Linked DNA regions of Homo sapiens: region 2 is linked to region 1. The links are chromatin loops, found by intact Hi-C in ENCODE. Cell type or tissue: Calu3. All regions are shown on one strand. Links, peaks and the distances in the headings refer to the core of each region. The heading gives the core; the rest is flanking DNA. Region 1 has its middle 6.7 kb from the start of DKK2. Region 2 has its middle 200 kb from the start of PAPSS1.

Region 1 (2,933 bases), core at 107-2,606:
TACTCTTACCACACATAAAATAAACTGTGGTGCAGACTAAAAATAATGGAAAAACTACTTGCAAATAATAAAGACATAGATTCTCAAGAGGCAACTCAAAAATCTGTCTTTGAAACATAACTGGGCTTGGTAACAGAAAATGAAAAATGTGCTTAGTTTATCTTTGGAAGATTCATTTGTAATAGATCCTACTTTTTGATGCTCTAGGTATAAATCATAATACCTAGGCTCAAAAATAGTTTGGGATATAAGAAAGTCAAGACACTATGCTGCAGTCAGCTTAAGGAATTTTATAGGTAACTGGCTTAGAATATACAGCAATAATAAAAGTAATAATAATAGTCAGATTTATTGAATGCCTTACATGTGCCAGGTTTGTTGAACACTTTACATATAGTGTCTCTTATTTGTATCCCACAATTCATCCCTTTAAGACAATGAATGTACAGTCCAATATTAAAATAATACTGAGCAAAGAGTAGCTTGCAGCACAGTGTGTCTCCATTTGTAGTAACGAATGCCCAGTTATGGCAATAATGTGGAAGGCACACAAGAAAAGGGGAACCCATCAGAAGAAATTGGAGGTGCCATTTCACCCTTGTAGCAGGCCCCAACACAGATTCCTCTGAAGGAGCTAAAATAAGTCATTTGGTAAACGGTTGCAAAGAACACCAAAAATATAAGTACATGACTACATGTATTGAAGCTTTGCCTAATATAGTAAAACTCTTGGGCCTTAAAAATCATATAGCAGAGAACTTAAAAAGGCCCTCTGCTACAGATGGCATATTAGATTTCTAGGGATTCCATAACAAAATGATACAGATTTAGTGGCTGAAACAACAGAAATGCATTTCCTTACCATTTAGGAGGCCACAAGTCTAAGATCGAGGTGTTGGTAGGTTTGGGCTCCTCTGAGGCTGCTCTCCTTGTCTCACAGATCACCACTTTCTCACCGTGTCCTCCTGTGGTCATCCCTACGTCTGTGTTCAAATTTCCTCTTCTTATAAAGAAACCAGTCATATTGGATTAGGACCTACCCTAATTTCATTTTAATTTAATTGCCTCTTTAAAGAACTCATCTCCAAATGTGGTTACATTTTGAAGTAGTAGGACTTAGGGCTTCAACATATGAACTTGGCAGCAGGGCGTGGGGCAAAATTCAGCTCATAACAGATAGATTTATACATGTAGTTGCATATTAAAACACTTGGGAAAAGAGTAACATTTCTGTACACAAGACATACAGCAGTTTCTCAGAGTTCCTAAACTCAAAGGAGAACTGTGTTATATGTTTATTTTGAAAACATTATTTAAATATTTTTATTACCATTTTATTTCTGGATCTGTGTTAATGATATTCATTTTTTCACCTTCTCTTTTTGTGTGACTTATGGCTAAATTAGAAATCAGCCAACTGAGTCTGACTGTGATTGTCAATATTCCACTGGGGCCCTGAAAAGGAAAAGAGAGAATGCAAGCAATTTGCCAAGAAGATAAAGTCATTTCTACATTTTTTATAAATGCCTGGTTAATGAAAGATGGAAACAATAAAACATATCAGTACATGATAGAAAAGTGAAATCATGGTAGATCAAAGGAAAAGGAAGCAGCAAACAAAACTACAGTGATCTAGCAATCAGCAAGTTGTTCTGTTACTAACTTAATTTGTCCATTTATTTAATTTGATTTGTTTAATTTACTCAGAAAGTTAATAGTTCCTTGGAATCACAGTACCTTTAATTAATTCAAGGCAGTGCTAAATATGTGAAAACAGAGGGGATATCTAATTTCATTGAAACTGGTAATGAAATCACTTTTAATATAAGTGCACTTGACCACTTAGTCTTTAAGTTATTAAGAAATCTGATTTGGAATAAGCTCAAATTTACTTTAGCTTTTTGTTGTTTTTTTCTGAAATTTATAAAATGTATTTTGGTTGTTATTGTCAAGAATGTATGTGAACATTTGTATATATCAAAGAACAATCAATATCTCCAAGAACATAACAGCTGTTTATATGTTACAGTTGAAATTGTTGGGTTAGCCTTGTCCTCCAATGCCAATCAATGTTGTATTTTTAAATTAATAATAAAATGAAACTCTCAAACCTTTGATCAATTTGCCTTTTATATATCAAAATGTATTGTATAAATATGCTCAGTATTAACAGAAGTACTGAAAGTTTAAAACCATCTTTTTGTTTTATAATATTCAATGTACCTCACCCCACCACTTAACACTGGAGGTAGCTACCACTGAGGCCAGGAATATATGGACTATAGCTATAAACTGGGGCTCTTTTTAACATGAAAAGGTAAGCTAATTTCCAGCCTTCTAAATACAACTTCCAAATTCACTAAATTACTTCGTGTTCCTCCTATATGTTAGCATAATTTTAGAAGGTAATTCATTAGAAAAGCCCCCAGCTGCAAGTTCTAACCAAAAGTTATACATGTTATAGTCCAAACTCTTCATTCTCTTTAGCCAAGTGTAGATACTGCCTAAGATGGCTGATTTTAAATTAATTTGTATGATGATATCTGTCACTCACTTGTGAAACACTTCCTGAATATAGCTGACACAATCATACCCAATTTTCTGTTTCAGGGACTATTTAATGTTAAAAATGTCTCTAAGGAAATCATTCTAAGGAATGCCTCTAAGTAAATCTTTATATGTGGGGGATGGAAAAGACAACCCATCATGGTATTATTCTCTGACAACAAAAGAATTCCTGTTAATGGTTAGTAATGGTTATTATTGTTTGTTTTAAGTAGTGATCTTATAGTGATTATTAGTCGGAAATACTGAGAGGTCCAAGTTCATGCAGCAGAGGGCAGTAATGGACACTTGTCATGGTAAGAGAGATGAGCCAGAGATTATTACAAAGTAATTTTTCTGGAGAAAAGTGTTTAATGGCCTTTCCTATA
Region 2 (2,933 bases), core at 217-2,716, 480 kb after region 1:
CATTTCTAGAGCTCCAAACACCTCAGACTTAGTTCACCATCATTTATCAACCACACATAATGCCTCCTTTTACAGATACCTACTTTATGCCTTGGATGGCATAATGCCACCCCACCACTGACACCAGAATCTGAAGAATCACCCTGTACTCCTCACTCTTACTTGACCACATACTCAACTAGTTATGAGACATTTGAGATTCTGCCTCAAAAGTATTTGTGAATATATCCTTTTTCTATATCCTTACTTCCAGTACCATAGTTGTGGCTGTTACTAGTTTTCACATGGATTTATGTAGTAACCTCTCAGCTCTCTCCCCTCCTCTTAGCTTGGTTTCAGCAGGCAGAGCTATTCAAAAACTCAAATATAATCATACCCTGCTCTTGCTTAAAATCTTTTGATGACTATTATCCTTGCAAAAGGTTTAAACTAATTTCCTGCCAGTTCCCTGTCAACACCTGTCACAGCATCAGTACTAACCCACACACATTTCCCAAGTGTGCAGCACCCAGAAAACAGTGCTCTGTGTGTCTTTTGCATGCACAGTTTAATTGTTTTAAATTGACAGATAATGTTGTACATTTTTTATCATGTACAACATGATATTTTGGAGTATATATACACTGTGGAATGGTTAACTAGCTCATTAACAAACGTATTACCTCACATAGTTATCATTTTTGTGGTGAAAGCACAGAAAATCCACTCTTTTTATATTTTTCAAGAGTATAAAAGATCATCATTAACTATAGTCACCTTGCTGTAGAGTAGATCTCTTGACATTTATTCCTATCTAACTGTAATTACGTATGCTTGTTTTATGGCTCCAGAAAACTCTGTCCTCTCCTCACCTTTTCAAGAGCCCCTTCTCAGTGCCAGTGTAGACCTAATATGCTGTGTTCTTCTCCTCAAGGTTGTCTTTTCTGGCCTTTTACTTTGTGAACTCCTTGAATCAGACTCCGTCTTCCACCCCTTTGTCCTTGGCATCTAGCACAGTGTCTGCAACTCAATAGGCTTAGAAGAATATGTTCGAACAAATAATAGTGCCCAAAATTCCTTTACCTATCTCTAACAAGCCTGTTATGTAAGGAACCATGACACATTTGAGAAGTAACAAGGTGCTTGGGGCAAAGTATCACCTGGGATGCAAGTACATGCTGTGTTCCTTATTGAAGCTTTGCCAGGCACTGGTTAATGCATGGATAAAAAATTTTTCCTCATCTCTTCTGCAAGCATATCTTTAATTAAAAGACTAACCTGATTAACCAAAATAGATGAGTTTTACATGTAAGCAAAGGGTGCCTTTTTGGTGAGAATGACTAAAGGAGACTTTTTAAAATAACACAAATTTTGAAGGTAATCATACAGAAGACAGTGGCAAAACTCAAAGTACAAACGGGTATTTCATTCTCTAGACCACACTGCCTCCCTGTGGGAGGTTTTTTGGGCAAGGATGTACCTAAAGGAAAGTAAATCCAGTTTTGCACAATTGTAAAGTAGTGGTAGCTAGAGTTTATATAATTTTATACCAGAAGTCCACTCCCAAATATTGGGTTATAAATTGTGCTAGTTGAGTGATTTATTTTCTGAAAGACTTATGCCCATATTTTTGGATTTGGAATAGAAACATTTGTGTTCTTTTAAAAATAAGTAGTCCTGGGAATGATTTTTCCAAATGCCAAGACCAAAAAATGACATAACCACAATCTAATTATTTTGTTTTTACTACTTTGAATAATTATACTTTAAAGGTCTTAATAATTTGATTTACTTATGAGAAATATAAGACCCTAAGATCCCTAAAAATCAAGAATGGCAAAATGAAGATCTATTTGCTGTGTACCCACCACAACATTTTTTACTTAGTTTTTATATTATTTAATGACATATATCAAAAAATCAATATAGTCATTGAAATTAATGACTGCTCCCAGCCTATAGATTCCTCCTGAAGTAGAGCGTACACAAACCAAAAATATCAGATGCACTTCTGAAAGTTAAAATGATATAGTCAGTTTAAAAACATTTCAAGAATCATTTTTCATTTACCTTACAGAAAGTAATTTGTAGAATGCTACCTTTAGGCCAGGCATGGTGGCTCATGTAATCCCAGCACTTTGGGAGGCCGAGGCAGGCAGATCACGTGGTCAGGAGTTAGAGACCAGTCTGGCCAACATAGTGAAACCCCATCTCTACTAAAAATACAAAAAATTAGCCAGGTGTGGTGGTGTGTGCCTGTAATCCCAGCTACTCTGGAGGCTGAGACAGGAGAATTGTGTGAACCCAGGAGATTGGAGGTTGGAGGTTGCAGTGAGCCGAGATCGCACCATTGCACTCCAGCCTGGATGACAGTGCTAGACTCCGTCTCAAAAAAAAAAAAAAAAAAATGCTACCTTTGAAAAGAAAATGAATGTATATTTTAAGCATGATATACATTTTTTTCATGATTTCGGGATTAATTTCTTTAAATTTGCCCCAAGTTTCTAATAGTATGTAGCATTATTCAAAGGCAGAAAATGGACTTAGTTGTCTGTTTCTACAAAAGGCTTTGAGCAATTTCCAGAAATGAAATAATTGCTCATGATCTACCTTAATGCATATATTTGAAGACCCTGCTTTTAAATTTCCGGAATCTCAGAAGTATTCAAATTCATTACTTGTCTATTTCCTGACCAGTTCCCTTTGAAGTCGTTCTGGAGTCCATGCTATTATTTGAAATGCCTGGCCGTCGGTAAATAGTTGCTATTTCCTTGATGTCAGTGAAGCTGCTTTCTTTTCTGTGACCTTTACCTACGGTACCTCTTGCAGAGGCCACATATGTATTTACATGTCTGTGCGCTCTGGTCCATACATATGGTCCTTGTTAGATGCTTTTACTGCTTTACCTCAATAAGAAAGGAAGTATATTCACGATATTGACTCTTCACTGAATC

What was found. Peaks named below come from ENCODE experiments on the same cell type or tissue, not always from the same donor. Only the 100,000 strongest peaks of a DNase experiment are listed, where the experiment ranks them.
Region 2: it touches region 1 in a loop (12-fold over the local background); 14 of 110 quality-filtered maps call a loop at or near these places.

The regions. Positions count from the first base shown.
Region 1 is chr4:107,041,545-107,044,477 of GRCh38, forward strand. No RefSeq gene overlaps it. Among named protein-coding and RNA genes, the nearest start is that of DKK2, 6.7 kb to the left of the region's middle. In Calu3, for the core only: no CTCF peak of the experiment used is centred there; no DNase peak of the experiment used is centred there.
Region 2 is chr4:107,517,813-107,520,745 of GRCh38, forward strand. No RefSeq gene overlaps it. Among named protein-coding and RNA genes, the nearest start is that of PAPSS1, 200 kb to the right of the region's middle. In Calu3, for the core only: no CTCF peak of the experiment used is centred there; a DNase peak (open chromatin) is centred at 1,429.